Linked DNA regions of Homo sapiens: region 1 is linked to region 2. Evidence: read pairs that join two places in POLR2A ChIA-PET (ENCODE). Cell type or tissue: MCF 10A. All regions are shown on one strand. Links, peaks and the distances in the headings refer to the core of each region. The heading gives the core; the rest is flanking DNA. Region 1 overlaps SCPEP1 (serine carboxypeptidase 1). Region 2 overlaps MSI2 (musashi RNA binding protein 2).

Region 1 (10,148 bases), core at 6,094-10,093, 350 kb after region 2:
CCAGGAATCACCCAAGGCAACCCCCGCAAAGTTGCACTTGATGGTCCCTCGCTGAATGGCCTGAAAGAGGAAACAAGAAACGTCCTCAGGCCAGGTGCAGTGGCTCACGCAGTAATCCCAACACTTTGGGAAGCTTAGGCAGGAGGATCGCTTGAGCCTAGGAATACAAGACCAGCCTAGGCAATGTAGTGAGACCCCCATCTCTACAAAAAGTTAAAAAATCAGTGGGACATGGTGGTATGTGCCTTATAGTCCCAGATACCCAGGATGCTGAGGTCAGAGGATCACTTGACCCCAGGAGGTCGAGGCTAGCCTGGGCAGCATGGCAAAACCCCATCTCTACAAAAAAATACAAAAATTAGCCAGGCACGGTAGTGCTCGTCTGTAGTCCCAGTTACTCGGGAGGCTGAGGCAGGAGGATACTTGAGCCCAGGAGGCAGAGGCTGGAGTGAGCCATGATCATGCTACTGTACTCCAGCCTCTAGTCTGGGCAACACAGCAAGATCCTGTCTCAAAAAGAAAAAGTCTGAATATTTGAGATGAAAATTTACAGAAATAGAAAGTTGAGAACTACTGATTGAAGAAAGCAGGCTGAAACCAGTATGTATAATATGATCTCATTCAGCTAAACAATTCTATATAAATGTGCACAAAAATATTTAGAAAGCTATATACCCAGATGCTAACTATAGTGATCTCCATCAGGTGGGAAGGTGAAGTTTTCATTTTTAATTTATGCTTGTTACAGTTTCCAATATTCTATAATGTACATATGCTGTTTCTATAAGTTTTTTAAATTAATAAATCTTAAAAAAAACCCTTATTTAAGCTCACTGATATTCAAACATAGGAGATAGAAGGAAATGTGAAAGTCTTTTACTTTGTCTCATTTGTGCCCTCACACTCACCAACTGACTGCAGTTAAGTGTGTCATGTATCCTTCTAACCCTTTTGTTTGCCGTCACAGCATACAAATCTATCTCCACATATGGAAGTGTTTTTGACTTACAAACAAAGTTATCTCATATCGTTCCACAACTAAATACCCAAAGGAGAACTTTCCACACTCAGTATATATAGCTCTCTGTATTCTTTCTTTTTTCTTTCTTGTAGAGACAGGGGTCTCACTATGTTGTCCAGGCTGGTCTCTAACTCCTGATCTCAAGCAATCCTCCTACCTCAGCCTCCCAAAGTGCTAAGATCCATTCTTTTTTTTTTTGAGAAAGAGTCTCGCTCTGTCACCCAGACTAGAGGCGCAATCTCAGCTCACTGCAACCTCTGCTCCCTGGGTTCAAGCAGTTCTCCTGCCTCAGCCTCCCTAGTAGCTGGGATTACAGGCGTGCACTACCATGCCCAGCTAATTTTTGTATTTTTAGTAGAGATGGGGTTTCACCATGTTGGCTAGGCTGCTCTCCAACTCCTAACCTCAAGCGATCTGCCGGCCTCGGCCTCCCAAAGTGCTGGGATTACAGGCATGAGCCACCGCGCCCGCCTGGATCCATTCTTTATGCTGGCTGCAAAGGGTTTCATCTTGGAAAGATATACCTACTTTATTTAAGCAATCCTCTACTGACAGCCAACCAGCTGTTTTCAGTTTATAAACATTATAAACAATGGCATAATAAACATTCTCTGACATATACATATGTATAAGTATTCCCATAGGACAAAATTATTGGGTGAAATGACACATATCTTTAAAAAATTGACATTGTCAAATTGTCCTTTTAAATTTAAATTAATTTGTATTCCCATCAAAAGTGCACGACAGCACTTATTTCCCTGACTTCTTACCAAAACTGGGTGTTATCAGTCTTTTAAATATTTACAAATCTCATGGACTTGGCTTACTAATAAAAGCTGAAGATTTTTCTTATGTCTAAAGGCTGTTTATATTTCTTCTACAAATTGCTTGTCCACATTTTTCTACTAGGACATTGGTTTTGGTTTTTGTTTTCATTTTTTTCCTGAGACACAGTCTTGTTCTGTCACCCAGGCTGGAGTGCAGTGCCATGATCACAGCTCACTGCAGCTTCAACTCCTTGAGCTCAAGCGATCCTCCCACCTCATCCTCCCAGGTAGCTGGGATTACAGCCAGGAGCCACTGTGCCCAGCTTATTATTTTTTTTTTTTTTGTAGAAACAGGGTGTCGCTATGTTGCCCAGGCTGGTCTGGAACTCCTGGTCACAAGCAGTCCTCCTGCCTGGGCTTCCCAAAGTGCTGGGATTATAGGCGTGGGCCACTGCATTCTGTCCTAATTTTTATTTTTATGTTTAGATTTTAATCCATCCAGAATTAATATTTTATACAAGGCAAGAATACAAGTTTTCTATTTTCCAAAGTGATAGGTATTTGTCTCCATTATTTTTATTTTTATGTTTAGATTTTAATCCATCCAGAATTAATATTTTATACAAGGCAGGAATACAAGTTTTCTATTTTCCAAAGTGATAGGTATTTGTCTCCATAACATTTATCGACATTATATCCATGCCCCAATGATTTGAAACGTTATCTTATATTTATATATGATCATATATATTTATATAAAATACAAATATATGATACACATACATATATATGTGTGTGTGTTTCTGGATTCTGTATCCTGTTGCAATTAACCTATTTGTCTATTGCTATGTTAGTACCACATTCTTTTACTCACTCATGCTTTATATCTTGTTCCAGATCTAGCAGGGCAATCTTCATTCTTCTTTTAAAAACTTTTTATGGTTATTACTACAGATTTAATCGTACTCTGCATGTACATGGCCCTATTCAAAGTATATTTAATAGCACGTGAGTACATAAAAGTAACATAATTGATTTTCTGTCCAAAACCATAACAACAAAGTTATTTTCCATTACCTTATAAAGCTCTAGACCAATGCCAGCTGCCATTTTTCCTCCATAGGACTCTGAGAAAATGTAGAATGGAACTGTCTAGCAAGAAAAGGAATTACACAGAATTAACTACCTTGATTGCTTTTTGAGTCACACAAATTAATTTCAAATTTCTATTGCACGTAATGACCAGAAAAAACAAATCTGCTTTGTCTTCCTCCCCCACCACTCCATATCTGATTATTGCGTCTGATTAGAATGCTCACTCCAAGGTCATTCTTTCAAGTTAAATATCAACTTTAGAGATGACAGAAACAAAAGTCCACAACCCAATCTTGGGAATTAAAAAGTTTTCTCTGAAATCAGCTAGGCATTAAACTCTGGAGGCAGTTCAGGTTTATGCTGATGGATGTAGAGTTGATATTGCCAGCCCTTTACTTAGCTGTTCCTGAGTCTTTGCTTACCTGGAATTCTTTGTGGCAACTGAAGAAGGTCTTCAGGAGAACCATCATGTCTGAAGCCACCATAGCCAGGTCCTTGGCATAGGCACCACTACCATTCACATAACTGAACCCAGTGCCCACGGGATTATCCACAAATAGGAGACTGGCAGCCTGGAGCTATGTACCACGGAGGAAAACGAAATGTTGCAATCAGACATTTGGTCACCAATCATCTTTGGATCATTTTCTACTAGCTCAGCAAAACCCACACATGTGAGGATACCAGCGTGGTGATGATATCCCTGTTGCTAAAAGAGATTTTTAAAAATAAGGGACAGGAACATAGAAAAAAAAACAAAAACAAAGAAAGGCCAACCGCCCCCGCCGCCGCAAAAAAAAAAAAAGGGAGAGGCAGGAAGGAAAGATTAACACACACGGGGATCAAATAATCTGGGCTGTTGCTTTTCATACAATACAAATGTACTAAATGTAATAAACTAGCGCAGAAAGAAGCATGCAGAGACAGTCTATGCACTAACTCGAAGAAGCCAGAGGACACTCAAAGTCTGGACACACATCAGTTTTCTTGGAAATGCATCAAATTTCCACATTGTCCTGGCTTCTCTGTACACTGCAAGAGCAGAATTTATTCTAATACCTTTTCCAAAGAGGTTGAAAGTTATAAAATTTACATATAAAAGATCCTGAATAATGACACAGTCCAGCCATGTCCCTTGCTGATGAGGAAATTAAAGCCCAGAAAGAGCCCAGAATGTGCCTAAGGTCACAAGATCGGACAGGCAGTGGCAGCATCAGGACTGGGACCATGGTCCTCACTCATATGGCCCTTTTAGTTCTAGGAGGCTTGGGGACAATGGGGGTGGGGAGTGGAGGTAGGGGATGACTCTACAACCACTCCTGGAAGTGAGACTTCTGTTGGAACCAAGCACAGGAAAGGCCCAGGCCAAGAGGACAGCATGTACAAAGACCCTGAGGCAAGAGTAGGAAGCACTTAAGAAAGACCAGAGGCCGCGCACGGTGGCTCACGCCTGTAATCCCAGCACTTTGGGAGGCTGAGGTGGGAGGATCACGAGGTCAGGAGATCGAGACCATCCTGGCTAACATGGTGAAATCCCACCTCTACTAAAAATACAAAAAATTAGCCAGGCGCAGTGGCGGGCGCCTGTAGTCCCAGCTACTCAGGAGGCTGAGGCAGGAGAATGGTGTGAACCCGGGAGGCGGAGCTTGCAGCGAGCCGAGATAGCGCCACTGCACTCTGGCCTGGGCGAAAGAGCGAGACTCTGTCTCAAAAACAAAAAAACAGAAAAAAAAAAACAAAGAAAGACCAGAAAGTGGCCGGGCACAGTGGCTCACACCTGTAATCCCAGCACTTTGGGAAGCTGAGGCAGGTGGATCACGAGGTCAAGAGTTTAAGACCAGCCTGACCAGCATGGTAAAACCCCGTCTCTCCTAAAAATACAAAAATTAGCCGGGCGTGCTGGCGCATGCCTATAATCCCAGCTACTCGGGAGGCTGAGGCAGGAGAATCGCTTGAATCCAGGAGGCAGAGGTTGCAGTGAGCTGAGATCGTGCCACTGCACTCTAGCCTTGGTGACGGAGGGACATTCCATTTCCAAAAAAAAAAAAAAAGAGCAGAAAGCTTAGCTTCTAATGCGAGAGGGAGGCTGGAGGAGGAGCACTGAGGAAAGTGGAGAACATTCATAGCAATAGGTGCAGCCGGGAGAGTGGGAGCACAGAGAGAGGAACAGCCACAAGCCCTGAGTGGGGCCCACGCTGTGCAGCAGCCCCAGGGTGGGTGTGCAGTTCTGCCCATGGGCAGCCTGGGCGTAAGGGCTAAGCAGGTGGACAGTGGGAGTGACCCAAGGCTGGGTTTGGCAAGGCTGTAAAGGGAGAAGGATATGGGAGTTGACCACAGAGGGGTGAGGGAAGGAAGAGACGATAAGAATGAGGGGGAGGTGTGAGAAGGGCAGCAAGAGAGACATTGAAAGGGGAAGTCAAGATACAAGTAGGAGGATAGGAGAGAGAGAAAAGGACTGGGGGCTGTGGCTGGAGGGTGCAACCATGGTGTCTGAGGCCGCGGAGATGGCCAGCGTGCATAACACAGGGTCCCAGGTGTCTGCTGTAGTAGGTTTTTGAAGGCAGCTGGAGAGAGGGGTTGTTTTGGAGAAGGCGAGGCAGACTGGTGCAAGATAAGCTGTCCTGAGAAATGGGAGAGAAGCTAGGCCAGAGAGGAAGCCTGCGGACAAGTGCCCATGGCCTCAGTAGTCACAGGAAAAGGAAAAGGACAGCGAGGGATTGCTACATTTGTGGCCCCTCCCAGAGTTGGGCAGGGCCTCTGAGAGGCCACGGGGCAAGGTTTAGCTCAGGACTGTCCTCACTGTACCCAGGTGGTTTTCCGTGGTTTGAGATCACTGTCAAGGGGCCCAATTTCCTCAAAGTTTCCAAATCCAGTGCTAGAACCGCCTGGACCGCCCTATGGAAGAGAGAAGAAACAAACAAAAATTTTAGTCAGATCTTAGTCTTTACAATGAATGACCACATTTGCTATAGATGGTTTATGAGTTAGTGATGGCTGGGTCAATTTGCACAAAAGACACAATTTCTCTAGTGAACCAGGGACTTCCACATTAGCAAAGCTCCCCTAGTAACTGCTGAGGTTTTTCTCTGAAAGGAGCAGAGCTGAGCTAAGAGGTCCACAATGGAATGTTCCTGACTCCTGATTTTTTCTTTTCTTTTCTTTTCTTTTCAGACAGAGTCTAACTTTGTCACCCAGGTTGGAGTGCAGTGGTGCAATCTCGGCTCACCACAGCTTCTACCTCTGGGGTTCAAGTGATCCTCCCGCCTCAGCCCCCTCAAGTAGTTGGAACTATAGGCGCACACCACCATGCCCAGCCCGGCTAATTTTTGTATTTTTTGTAGAGGTGAGGTTTCACCATGTTGCCCAGGCTGGTCTCAAACTCCTGGGCTCAAGCAATCCTCCCGCCTCAGCCTCCCAAAGTGCTGGGATTACAGGTGTGAGCCATCACACCCAGCTGCCTCCTGATTTTCTGAGCTGGAGCCTTGGCCTGCCGTAGGCCTTGCTGACCTGAAGGAGCTCTAACCGGACTAGACACTGGGCCTTCTGACTCTTCCTCCATCACCCTCTCCCCAGGAGATGGGAGACTCTTCAGAGTCCCTGTGGATTGATAAGGGACCCAGACTTAGAAGCAGTTTGATCAAGCAGATTCTGTGGATATAATGCAGCAGTTTCTAAAGTCCCAGGGCAGGGAGAGTTTGATACTGTGAGCATCCATGGGAGAGGGAAAGGCAGGATTCTGAACCACAGCTCGGTGTTGGGGGCAGTTCTATGGGCTCTGAGGGCTTCAGAGAAAAAAGAAACTAAGAGGCAAATAGGACAGGTTGGGTGGGCTTTCTAATTGAGACAAGAGGAGGCTCTTTGGGAGGTGGTCAGGGGAAAAGATGGTCAGTGCTTTTTCTGGACAAATCCAGGGGCCAATTGAGGTGGGGAGTCTATGAGAAGGGCCCTGTCAGCTGAGGCGAGGGAAAGGGCAGAGGACCTAGAATAAAAGGATATGGCCTCTCTGTGCACTAGCAGGATGGGTAGGAAAGGGAGATATGAAAAGACGAAATGGGGACCGGGTGCGGTGGCTCACGCCTGTAATCCCAGCACTTTGGGAGGCCAAGGCAGGCAGATCACTTGAAGTCAGGAGTTCGAGAGGAGTTCAAGTCCTCCCTGGCCAACATGGTGAAACCTTGCGTCTACTAAGAACAGGAAATTAGCCGGGTGTGGTGCGTGCGCCTGTAGTCCCAGCTACTCGGGGGGCTGAGGCACGAGAATCACTTGAACCCAAAAAGTGGAGGTTTCAGTGAGCCGAGACTGCGCCACTGCACTCCAGCCTGGGTGACAGAGCGAGACCTCATCTCAAAAAAGAAAAAGAAAAAAAAGATGAAAGGGAATACCTTGGGCAAAACAAAAGCCAGGGCAATTTGTGTAGGGAAATCTAAAGAAAAAAAAAAAAAAGACAAGATAGAGTCAGGGCTAAAGGGTAACTAGCAACGGCAAGAGGGCCCCAAAAGGGAAAGACTTTACAACACTAATGTTTTGAACCTGGACCAACCTAACTCTGATAAAATTGGAAGGCTATACATCCCCCTGATCATATGCCCTTTGTATCTTAAGATTTCCTAAGCAGTAAAAAGTTCACAAACCAGATGAAGATGTTAACCGCAGTCCTATTAAAAATAACAGAAGTAAGGGTGCAACTCAAACGTCCCCCAAATAGGGGAACAGGTTAGGCAACCATACCACATCTACTGCATGGAATGCTACACTGCCACTTAGAATCATGAACTACGAAAAATGATGTGGCAACATTGAAAAATATTTATAATGCAATATGCAATAAATTAAAGCCAGGGATCTACCCTCCAATGAAAGCTGGGTTCCTTTTTCCTAATGGACTTATTAGGATGAGGTAGGATCAAAGCAAAAGGAGAAAAGCTGGAAATCCTAGGGGTTGGGTCTTTGTGGGAGAAATCTCAGTTCTCCTCTGCTTCTGGTATGCCAGGGAGACAGCAGAAGATGACCTCTCCCTCTCCTCTCTCCTCATTCCCCTCTCCTCAAAAGGCAATGAGATGCTGGATGGAGGAAGCCTCTGTTCTACGTGAATATATCCTATTGTAAAACCTCTTTTTTGTCTAGAACTTTGGGATAGGGTGCTAGCATGGCCCAGGGCTATCCAGAAACTCTGAGACACAGTCAGTGTGTCAGTGGACCAAGTGAAACGCTTCGAAGACTTGAAAGTGTCCCTAACATAGTTTGCTAACCCACTCAGAAGACATGACTTCGATTCTCAAAGATTCCCCCGAGAGAAGTCAGCACCATGTCCTCAGTAGGCTGCTAAAATAGATCTCCTTTTCATCTAAATTAGTTATTTCTTCTGTAAGCATAATCTTTCTTCTTCTCTCTTGGGTCTCTGGGTAAGTGAAGAGCAATTTATTCTCTTCAGTTGATAAACTTCAAAGGAGAAGCCTCAGCCTCAGCACTTGTGCTTTTGTCTGCTTTGTCTCCCCTTTGTAAGCTTTCATTTGGGGGTAAAAAAAAAAAAGAAAAGTTCTGCTGATGAACAAAAAGTTTGAAAACCACCAAAATCTCCCAGATTAGACAGCCAAGGCCCAGAGGAGGAAGTATCTTGCCATGGCTCTAAGTGGCAGGTAGGCACTGAAAACCCGAGGCCCCTGACGGCAGGCCTGAGCTTGTCCACGGCCTGGCTCTCCCTGCCAATTGTGCCGCACCTTTGTCTCCAGCCACCGGAGGTGAACAGGGCTCCCCAGGCTGACATACAAGGGTTCTTTTTCTGCATTATCATAACCGCACCTGGGGCTGAGCCTCAGCTCTAGCCCTCAGAGGTGGCACAAGTGATAATTCCAAAAGAGAAAGGCCCCTCCCTGAAAACTGCTCATTTTCGCTCTATCTCACCAGAAAGTCTGCATCGACCATCCTGGGAGGCAAAACCCAGGTGGTGGGAGGCTGCTTATAAATACCAGCATTGTTGGAAGACGTCCCAGTAGCATCCTATGGAGGTGAGCACCAGGGTCCCTATTTACTGATGAGGGGCCCAGGGTTCCAGCTGGGCCATGCCTACATTTTCCAGAGGCAAGACCATGTTCCTTAATTCCTCCCTGGTGGGTGGTCTTCCGGGTGGGGGTGGGCCATCTCTGGACAGATATTTCAGAAATGCCAGAAAAGAGCCTCTGCCTGTCCCTACAAATCTTTCAACCAGCTCCCTGCCTTCCATCCTACAATCAGAGCTCAAGGTTAAAATGCAAACACACTCAGGGAAAGGGGGAAGGCGCAACAGTCACACGAAGGTGCAGAAGGCTTGTAGCAGTCCCTTCAAAAGATCAGGTTTTCTGGGGGTAAGAAGTTAGGGTTCAGGAAAGGATTGTATGGAGAGGAAGGGAGGGTCAGGCTACCTCAGGTCTTTGCTTTGGAACCTTCCATAACACTTTCTTTTCTTTTTTCTTTTGAGATAGGGTCTTGCTCTGTCGCCCAGGCTGGAGCGCAGTGGCACGATCTCAGCTCACTGCTACCTCCGCCTCCCGGGTCCAAGCAATTCTCATGCCTCAACCATCTGAGTAGCTGGGATTATAGGTATGTGCTACCATGCCTGGATAATTTTTGTATTAAATATTTTTAGTAGAGACAGCGTTTCACTATGTCGGCCAGCCTGGTCTCGAACTCCTGGCCTCGTATGATCCACCCACCTCGGCCTCCCAAAGTTCTGGGATTACAGACATGAGCCACTGTGCCCGGCCTCAAAACACTTTCTATCACTATGTATTCAAATGTATCATCAGGAGTTTTCAGTGAGCCTTCTTGTGACCGTCTGGAAATATAAAGAGACTCTGGCAAAAGGCTAGAACCCCCTCGCCCTCTGATTTAGCCTCCTTGGCTATACCATTGCCTCAGCCTACCTCAGAAGCACGCCGAACCCCCAGGTCACACTGCTGGACCAAATCCGCCCTTCACTGCTGAGACATCAGCCCAAAAAGCAAGCAAAGAGCCACACAGAGGAGACTTGGCTTTGACCTCAGGCCAGGCTGGGAAGCTACTTTACCTGAAGCCACATGACCAGGGGCAGTTCTGAGAAGTTCTTGCAGGAGTTGGTGGCATAATAGAGCCACCAGAACATGTAGGCATCCTTGCGGACCGTCACATAATCCCATACTTCCTTGCCCTCCTCTGTGGGCCAGTCAATGACAGCTCCTGAAACAGAAGTTCAATTTCACTCTCCAGAAGAGTGCCTAATGTACAGGTAAATTCCAAGCCTGGTAGAG
Region 2 (10,609 bases), core at 2,398-6,397:
TAAAGTGAGACAGCCAGGATTTGAGCCCTGGCATCTGACTCTTGCATCCGTACTCTTTTTTTTTTCTTTTTTTTGGACACAGAGTCTCGCTCTGTCGCCCAGGCTGGAGTGCAGTGGCATGATCTCGGCTCACTGCAACCTCTGCCTTCCAGGTTCAAGCGATTCTCCTGCCTCAGCCTCCCGAGTAGCTGGGACTACAGGTGTGTGCCACCACGCCCAGCTAATTTTTGTACTTTTTAGTAGAGATGAGGTTTCACCATGTTGGCTAGGATGGTCTTGATCTCTTGACCTCGTGATCCACCCGCCTTGGCCTCCCAAAGTGTGGGGATTACAGGCTTGAGCCACCATGCCCGGCCTGCATCCATACTCTTAAATACCATGCTAATCAGCCTCGCTCTCTTTCTCTCTCTCAAGAGAAGCAAGTTTTTACATTCTAAAGCTTTGCTAACAGCATGAAATCCTTGCTCTTTCTCTTTCATTGTGTGTTTGTTTTTAAAGTATTCTTAACCCAGTTCTTTGCACAAAGGCTCTGAGATGGCTAACAACAAGAAGCATAAAACCAACAGTAAAATTACAATTACAGAAAATCATGTCCATGGAAAGGATGTATTATAAATACAATAATAACTGGACCAACAGATTGTGACTCTCACACTGGACTCTCAGCTTCCTGGCAGCCCAAATAAAAATGGCAACATAGGCTGGGCACAATGGCTCATGCCTGTAACCCCAGCACTTTGGGAGACTGAGGCGGGCAGATCACTTGAGGTCAGGAGTTCAAGACCAGCCTGGCTAACATGGAGAAACCCCATCTCTACCAAAAATACAAAAATTAGCCAGATGTGGTGGCACACGCCTGTAATCCCAGCTCCTAGGGAGGCTGAGGCAGGAGAATTGCTTGAACCGCGGAGGTGGAGGTTGCAGTGAGCCAAGATCATGCCACTGCACTCCAGCCTGGGTGACAGAGTGAGACTCCATTTCAAAAAAAAAAAAAAAAAATGGCAACATGACCAATTACAAACTTTTCTTCATCAAAAGGAGAAAGGTTCATCAGTGCCTGGGAGAGGACCAAACTTTTCTATTATTAAATTTCCATACCATTTTCTCATTTAGTTTAAGAGACCACAATGAGGTGGTGAATGAATGTCATCACTGATATTTTTGAGTACGATTTTAAAGATCAAGGTTGTAACACTAAAAGCAACTCGAGAGTAGCAATTCTATAAAGAGCTAGGGTCATATTGTGTGTAACTTCCAGCTTTACTGGTGTAAACTTACAAAATAGAGAGAAGTTTAATATTTAAAAAAAATTCTCTGTAAACAGGCAGATCCTTGGGGTGGCTGATACGCCTTCACTGTTCTGAGACAGACCCTAGAAACGCAGAACACTGACGCTGGTGAACACAAAGGAAGGTTACATGCCAAGCACCTCCAGTCACATGCCGGTCACATGAAATGCAGCTTCAGGAATCCGCTGGGGCTTCCATGCACGTCTATACTGCATAGATGTGTCCTAGTCTTCAAAGCTTTCAGATCTCGCTCAGGAGGGGCAGAAGGAAAACAGCAGCTATTCAGATGATCAACCCTCACGTGGCTCACCCATGGTCCTCACCAGGGTGACAGTCCGACTCATCTCACATATTTCCTTTCTTGATATCTCTGCTCTCCTCCACTTAAGTTTCCAGAGAAGTTACTGAAAACCCAAGCTCCCACTCCCTCACCCTGCCCCCTCCCCAGCTCAGAGGCCTCAAAAAAGAGGTCTGCGTTGGGTTCCAGGTTCATCGAGGAACCACGTGGAAACACAGAAGACTGGACAGTGTGTCCTGGGCCAGTTCTTCAAGAAGTTTCATTATTTAATTTAAACTGCTCTGAGACACAAAGAACATGGCCAGGCGCAGTGGCTCACGCCTGTAATCCCAGCACTTTCGGAGGCCGAGGCGGGTGGATCACCTGAGGTCAGGAGTTCGAGACCAGCCTGGCCAACGTGGTAAAACCCTGTCTCTACTAAAAATACAAAAATTAGCTGGGCATGGTGGTGCGTGCCTGTAATCCCAGCTACTCGGGAGGCTGAGGCAGGAGAATTGCTTGAACTAGGACCCAGGAGGTGGAGGTTGCAGTGAACCAAGATGGCGCCACTGCACTCCAGCCTGGGGTACAGAGTGAGACTCCGTCACACACACAAAAAAAAAGAATAAAACCTCTTTGGGCAAGGCCAGGAATATAATCTAATCCCCCATTTTACCGAGAACAGAAACTGAAGTCTTGTTCAAGGTCACATACACTAGAAACTTGAACCCCAGGGTGCCACCCCAGCTGTGGTGCTCGTTCTACCACTGCACAATGCTTCCTTGAAACAGACAGAATGAAACCCAAGTGTTTTTTTTGAAACCATCCACCCACTTCAACACTCTGTTAGGATAATGGCCAAGGGTCTATGGATGCGGAACGCCTGAGAGACAAAAGTCTTCACAGGATCTGAATCATGCAGGTACCCTTTACAAGTTAGGAATTAATTAAAGGAGGCCGGACACAGTGGCTCACGACTATAATCCCAGCACTTTGGGAGGCCGAGGCAGACAGATAACCTGAGGTCAGGAGTTCAAGACGAGCCTGGACAACATGGCGAAACCCCATCTCTACTAAAAATACAAAAATTAGCCGGCGGCAAGCACCTGTAATCCCGGTTACTAGGGAGGCTGAGGCAGGAGAATCGCTGGAGCCCAGGAGGCAGAGGTTGCAGTGAGCAGAGATCACGCCACTGCACTCCAGCCTGGACAACAGAGTGAGACTCTGTCTCAAAAAAAAAAAAAGAAAAAAAAGAAAAAGTTACAGGCTTTTGGAGGTAAAAACTGGGAGGAGAAGGACAATCAAGAGAGACAGGCACAGTGTACTGAACATCCACTAAACCCAGGACCACAGTAAAAACAGCAGCAGTGCTGAACACTCAGGCACATGGCTTTCCTTCGGACTAGATGCCCTCTTGTCCAGTTTGCTGACTTAAAGAAGTTGGAAACTCTACCATCCGCCCTCGCAAGTCATTATTCAACAACAAACAGGAGCTATATTTAGAACTTTTTCCATGAAGGCACCATAGGCAAAGGCCACCAACCTCTGAGACACAGAAAGGTTAAATAAGGCTATCTGACCAAAAAAAAAAAACAAAAACAAAAACAAAAAACTTTAATAGGCAAGTTCCATTTCAGATTCATCTGTTCAACATAGCTTCTAATTTTATAAATGGACCTTAATATTAACAGGCGGACAGGCAGTTTTTCCCAGGAGCCTCTGTGTCCGTTCTGCAAAATTACGTAACTCGGAAAACAGGGGTTCTGATTTGATTATACTTTAAACAGCCTGCTGGCTGAGATGAATTCATCGTGCACATCAGCTCCTCACAAGGGACTCAAACACCGGGGAAAGAGGGAGAGAAGAAGGACAAACCTTTTTTCACTAACTCATGTAAATAAGTCTTTGAGAAAACCTCTATATACCCTCAGTGACACACACCCCCTAACCCTCCCCACACAAACACCCACAGTTACATCCTAGTAAAACCCCACTATGAGTTTCTGGCCCACCCAGAGGGGTAAGAAATTACACATTTCTGAGCTTGGGTTTACCATGTTGTTTGCCATTAATGGAAGTTTATACATGCCTCCCACACAGGGGTATTGTTAGAAGGAATCAAATAATTTACTGTTGAACACAGCAACTTTAAAGGACAGAACACACTCTTGGGAATGCAAAATATTACCATTTACCTTTTTAAAAAAATTATTTACTTGTCTTTAACAACCAAGCCAAAAGAAATACAGTGTTTTCCAAATGTAATTGAAGGTGCTAAAAACCTCCTCTAATAATCCTATTTCTACAAAATGTAGAGCTGTTTTGCAGGGAGAAATTCAAATAAACCCCTGGAATGCATTCTTGCAAAGTGAAACAACACACAATCCCAGCATCTTCTATGTCATTACTGGGTACTACTGTCCAAATACCATCTCAGGGCACACACCAGCTAGAGTCTCCACTCCCCTCACCCAGGCTGGAGTACAATCTTGGCTCACTGCAACCTCCGCCTCCCAGGTTTAAGCGATTCTCCTGCCTCAGCCTCCCAAGAGATCTACTTTCTTAATCATTCACAAATATTAAAATGAATTTATATTCCTATCGGGGCCCCCAAAACCTAATGACTGAGGAATCAGCAAGACAACTAAAATTCAGCCACATAAACCACCAAAATGTATTCAAAGTCCCCCTCCACCAAACCCAACCCAAACCAAACACACAAACTTTAACCCACCTATTCCATATAGAGGAATGTCTCCTCAGGCAATAATCAAACAAGTGGGTTTAAAAAAAAAAAAAAGACTCTTCAAAGATGTTCATTGTCTGTTTATACAGGCAAAGCTGAGCCACACAGCTGTCCAACCACAGAGGATTAGTTAAATTAGGTTATATCTATACAATGGAGCATTCTGCTGCCATTGAAAATGTTGCTGTTGATGTGTGTAACCGGCAAAAACTGCACTGGGAGCAACTTACAAAACAACATGTTTTCTGTAGTGGGGTCTAATTTTATAATGTGATCTAAATGTATAATGTGATCTAATTTTTTAAGAGGAGAAATATATACAAAGTTATGTCTACATTTACATCAGAAAGCCTACAAGGAAAGAAAGAATTCACCAGATGGGGGACAAGATGGATGGATTGATGGATGAAGGATGGATGGATTGATGGATGAAGGATGGATGAATGGATGGATGCATGGATGGATGGATGGATAAATGGATGCATGGATGGATGGCTGCATGAAGGATGGATGGATGGATGGATAGATGAATACATGGATGGATGGCTAGGTAGATGCATGGATGGATGGATGGATGGATGAACAGAAGGACAAAGAGACAGATGGACAGAAGCCAATACAGGCACATTTTGGGATTTTTGCCATAAAGAAGTAGTTACCTTTGAGTCTGGTTATTTTGCTATTAGAACATGAACCTTGCTGAGATAAACAGATAGTTAAAGAAATTAATAAAAAGAAAGAAATCTGTGTCCCCTACCCACTCCCCCCAACAGTAGTGCCTTTGCATACTAAATTATAGGGGGTGAAGCCAAAAACATCTGAGCTACTCCTGGGAAATGCAACTCACCTGTCCCAGATGGAGGGGGAAAGAAGTATCAAACTCAGACCAGATTTACGGGCCTGCCTGACAATGGGCTCCCACACACACAAGCAGTCAAGGGCAAATGTCTCACCCTGAACAGAAGGCTGAGCCTGAACTACAAGTCCCTCATATCCCAGCTTTACTCACAAACTAGGGCCTCCCTAGCACAACACCATCAGCCAATGACCTTGGAGGCATCCCATAGTGGCTTGGTTTTTGCGACAAGATTGTGAAAGCAGTCATCACACTAACTGGTGAAAGAGACACAATCAATCCTGTTTTGTCTACCCGAAGCTCAGAGAGTAGGAGCAAAGGATTGGGGCCCCCACACACCACATTATCCCTTGATGCCACAAAGAAGAGACGTGTTGAATAGAACACTTCTTGTGTTCTAAAAGTTTGTCTGACACCAATTCACAAATCACATGGTCAGCTGGAAGAAGATAGCCAACCAAGGGTAGAGTTTCCACAATTCTGGGCTGAAAGCCACAGGACTCAGCACTCATTCCAGGTACCTTGCTGAAGCAAGAGAAAAGGCACCCACTGTATTAGATCTGGGTCCCTGCGATGTACACTGGCTGTGTGACCTCAGATGAGTCACGTTACCTCTCTGGGCCTCAGATTTGTCACTTTTTCTTTTTCTCATTTTTTAGAGATGGGGTGTCCCTCTGTCACCCAGGCTGGAGTGCAGTGGCACAATCATAGGTTGCTGCAACCTCAAACTCCTAGGTTCAAGTGATCCTCCTGCCTCAGCTTCCCAAGTTGCTTGGATTACGGTGGATTACCGTGCCCAGCCCTGTGGTTTGTCATCTTTTTAGATGTTGGACAAGATGACCATGAAGACAGCTATTACTTCCAGTGGATGGTCTGTTTCTGTAAGTACCGAGCTCCATTTGGCACTCAGTAAAACACTCAATAACCACGGGAGGTTTTTCCCTTCTTAACTCTCATGTCTAGTCATTTTATCACCCTATCAAAAACACTCTCAGATGAGCAGTTCTATTCCAACTGTGACAGCCAGAAGGCACAAACACTGCAGTGGGACAAGGTATAGTCCTTCCAATTGCTACTAGTCCGTGGTTTAAAATCAGGCTTCCTGAATTCAAATCTCCCTCTCCACTTCCAAGCCACATGACCCCAGGCAAGCTACTTCAGCAGCAGCTGCCTTGGTTTTCCCATCTATCAAACAGGGATAAGATAAGTAACTTCTCATAGGGCTAGTGTTAAGATCAAATGAGCGGAAATAAGTAAAGCATTTAGAACACAGCCTGACACACAGTGAGAGCTTCATAAATGTTAGCTACTATTATCCATTCACCAAGACAGTCTCACTGGGTATTTACTCTCACAGTGCCAGTTAATCATGAGGCCTCTAAGGAAACACAAAGATATTGACTAGGACATAGTCCAAGGCCCTACAGTTTAGTAGGAAGAGGCCAACTTGAACCAAGAAATACAGACCTATATCTCTTATCCCAAGCCCTGGGGCCAAATCGGTTTGGATGTAGGTGTTTCTGCTTGCAGACAGGTAATAAGTCATGTATCACATAGCCTACAGTACCCACCTCCTCTCCCCCAGGGCTTGGAACAGCACCTGTGATCAAACCCGCTGGGAGTAAGCAAAACCCACAGATAGCCACACTAAGCGGGATCAAGAAATACTACCAAGTGTCTGAAGACAGTTCAGATTTTGTAGCCAGATGAATTACAAAAAAAAAAAGTTTGGCTTTCAAAATTTGGGGGATATGAGAATTGTAGCTAAGGGTCTGTAACCTGCACCATACAGCAACGAAGCATTAGAGGCTACAAAAGCAGCAGCAGCAAACAACCTAATGGGGGTGACGGGAAATGTTTTGCTAAAAAGGCACGGTTTAAGCTGCCGCTTGAAGGAAAAAAGGGAGCCCCACTGAACTAGGCAGGTGGGCATTCCCAGCAGAGGGACCAGCAGATGCAAAGGCAGGAGGTAGCAATCAGTGAAGAATGTTCAGGAAACACAACAGGTCATGGAGCGCAGTCTAAGATGTGTGTGCAGGAGTAGCAAGAGGAGACGCCAGAAAATGAGGCCGGGGCAGATCCCAAATTGTGCATAAGTCATGCTGAAGCATCACGCTTGGTACGGCAGGCATCCGTATGGGAGCCCCTTAAGAATTTGATCTGATCTACATTTTCCTAAAATCCCCCTGGGTAGGTGCCTGGTAAATGGACAGGCAGAGGAACAGAGGAAGGAGGTGGCCAGCTGGAGGTGGGTCAAATGGTCAGGGAAGAGATGACAACACCAACTCGGTCAGCAAAGGGGGTAAAAAAGAGGAATAGCCGCTGCACACCCAGTGGTGCCCAGGCTTGGCCTCTTAACAGGGCCGAGGGGGCAACCGGTGCAAGAAGACAGCCCACACTCATTTGCTCTGTGTTCAGGACTCAAACACGTCCCTTTTTTAGACTCCACTTTCTTTTTTTGTTTTTAATAATTTTTGTATTTCAATAGCTTTTGGGGTATAAGTGGTTTTCAGTTGCATGGATGAATTGCATACTGAAGTCTGAGATTTCAGTGCACCTGTTAGCTGAATAGCATATATTGCATCCAATATGTAGTTTTTTTATCCTTCACCCTCCCCCACTTTCCTCCTTTTGAGCATCTAATGTCCATTAAACCACTCTGTGTGCCTTTGCACTTGTAAGTGAGAACATGTGATAATTGGTTTTCCATTCCTGAGTCACTTCATTTAGAATAATGGCCTCCAGCTCTATCCAAGTTGCTGCAAAAGACATTATTTTGTTCTTTTTTATGGCTGGGTAGTATTCCACAGTGCATATATACCACATTTTCTTTATCCATTCATCAGTTGATGGGCACTTAGGTTGGCTCCATATCTTTGCAACTGGGAACTGTGCTGTGATAAACATAGGTAGATACCACTTTCTGATGTACCAAATGACAAAGTGGTGATTTTGGCAGCACTGGGCTCTGAGCTGTGGCAACTCAACCCTCCTCTTCTGCATGCCTGCCTTGCTCTCCTCCAGCTCACAAGCAGGTTGGCAAAGTTCAGCAGTCAGGTGCATGTGGCCCAGTCAGTCCCTGCCCCAGTGGCTCAAAGAAGCAAATCTGGTAAGAGCAATCAGTGGGTCAGTGAGGTGGGGACAGCACTTGTCACATGCCCTTCTGAGCCACAGGTCAAGAGGAGAGGCTGGAAGAAAGTGAAGGAGGAGGGAAAGGTCCAGGATGGAATGGAGTTGGCCTCTGCTGGTTCAGGAGGAGGATCTACAGCCACCCATCTCTGAAATGGCCACTGCTCCCTTATTAAAGACAAACCAAACTAAAACAAAACACCTTCCGAGCCAGGCAGAAGAAGAGAGGTGTCAGCTGGTGACATAGATATAAGTATCCATGGGCCAACATGCACAGCCACTTGGAAGACAGCAGAGGCAGCTTTTCCCCATCTTACCTGCTGGCTCCTTCAGGAACTGAAAAGCCAAGGGCTACAAGGGAAGTGTCACTGAATGTCCCATCAGAGGTCAGAGGTGTCTGTGACTGACCGGGGAGTATATGACCGCGGGAGCCAGCGGGTAAGATGAGGAAAAGCTGCCTCCTGTCTGTGCAGCCACCTCATGCGGTACCCCTCCTTGGGTCAGGCACTCCTGCATCCCTCGCAGGACCAGGGTGTGGGCTCCGGCGGGGCGCTGCCTCAGCCCATGTTGTGCTGCTCAGAGACTCTCCCGGCCACCCCTCCTCCAAGGCCTCAGACTCCACCCGCAAAATGAGGGAAAAAAATTGTTTTAATTTCTCGTACAGACATGGCCTTGCTATGTTACCCAGGCTGGTCTTAAACTCTTGGCCTCAAGCGACCCTCCCACCTCAGTTTCCATAGTGCTGGGATTACAGGCATGGGCCACCACACCTGGCCTTATTTTTGTGTGTGTGATCCTTAAGGACAGGGACAACCTAGTCTTCCTTTTACTGTCACCTAACATACAGCTGCATAACCTGGGAAATCCAGCCATCACCAAAAATAAAACCATCTCAGAACCTGTGGGAAGAATGCTCCTCATACAGCAGGAACAAATGAGGGTGATGGGGAAATAATGAGTTCGTGCAAGAAATTAAGACCTAGATGTCCGTTCAAATCAGTGGGTGTCTATGCCACACATAGCTACCCCATGATCCACCTAAAATGCCCCCGTTGACACCCACAGCGGCAGACAGTGTGTCTGCTCCATCCCCTCTTCTCTGCCCATCCTGGCAACTAAGACAAGTCTCCCCTGGTGAGGCCACAGGACGCTGACCTAGGCAACTGCTCCTCCACGGAGCTTGGCAGCGCAGCACAGGCAGATGCAGGCCCTCTGGAGCCCAATCCTGGCCCTGCCAGGGACGCAGGAGCACCTGTCCCAGGGAGGCGGCACCAACCAAGGAGGCTGCAGGGACAGGAGGGCAAAGGCTTCCACTGGAATGGGGAACCTGGATCTTTGGGAGGGCCCAAGTGCCCAGCGGACCCCCGCATTTCCCTGGAGATTCCCTGAGCTCAGTCCGACTTGGGAGCAGGGAAAACCCAAGGTGCTTCTCAGGCATGGATGTCCAGAAGTCCATGGGAAAACGGACTCTCTCAGTCAAAACTCTGAAAAAAAATCAGTCTCACATTTTTTCTTCTCCACTTTCCTGCAGGATATGAGACCTGGGTCTTTGTAGACTCAATCTGTGTGGAACAGATGAGGAAACAGACCTACACCTGATTCAAGGGGGTAATGCCTTGGGGGTGGGAATCTTGGGGTCAGCTGCTCCCTTTCTTTTTGGCTTTTGATCTTTCTTTCTGGCTTCTGACCTTTGCAAACTTTCACAAAAGTCATGAGATTGAGAGAATGAACCCCCGGTACCCATCACTCAGGGTCACTCACGACCAACACAGTCCCTCTCCCCCCACCAATATGCTCCCCGCCCCAATATACACTAGATTATTCTCAGCAGCTGCTTCTTTCTCAACCTGTTTCTCACCAACACAACACATAACTCCCAAGTGGGCTTTGCTCCCTGCCCTGCAGCCCTCATTTTCACCTGGGAACCCCCCAGGTGTCAAACTAATCCAAAGACCTGCAGTTGCCACAGCTGGGCTTTCTGTCTTGAAAACAGCACAGGAGAAAGGAAGGGAAGAACAGGTCGGTGACCAGAGGCTCTGAGAAGCTGTCTGCTGTCAACAAGAGCCTTTCAGGAGAAGAGAGAAAACCCAATACTTGTCCCTTAGTAGCCAAGACCTTGTGGGCGGCACGTCACTCCAACAGCCAAGCACAAATCTGACGGCCAGGGATGCAGCTCCTGGTTTGAGTGAGTGGTACGTGGTTTGTTGTTTATGTTCGATTAAGGGTTGATTTATGCTTCCTTGGGGAGTTTTTATTTCTATGCTGTTATTTCACCCCTAAAATTTACAATGACTGAATTATTCTGCCCTCTC

Evidence for each region. ChIA-PET counts read pairs that join two places held together with the same protein. Peaks named below come from ENCODE experiments on the same cell type or tissue, not always from the same donor. Only the 100,000 strongest peaks of a DNase experiment are listed, where the experiment ranks them.
Region 1: POLR2A ChIA-PET joins it to region 2 with 6 read pairs; 3 of 35 experiments call an interaction of 5 or more read pairs at or near these places.

The regions. Positions count from the first base shown.
Region 1 is chr17:56,981,011-56,991,158 of GRCh38, reverse strand. SCPEP1 (serine carboxypeptidase 1) reads right to left here. Exons shown (of 13, transcript NM_021626.3): 2 at 9,929-10,077; 3 at 5,692-5,781; 4 at 3,309-3,464; 5 at 2,869-2,943; 6 at 1-60. Among named protein-coding and RNA genes, the nearest start is that of SCPEP1, 8.0 kb to the right of the region's middle. In MCF 10A, for the core only: no CTCF peak of the experiment used is centred there; a DNase peak (open chromatin) is centred at 8,578.
Region 2 is chr17:57,322,491-57,333,099 of GRCh38, reverse strand. The region is part of intron 5 of MSI2 (musashi RNA binding protein 2); the gene reads right to left. Among named protein-coding and RNA genes, the nearest start is that of MSI2, 71 kb to the right of the region's middle. In MCF 10A, for the core only: no CTCF peak of the experiment used is centred there; no DNase peak of the experiment used is centred there.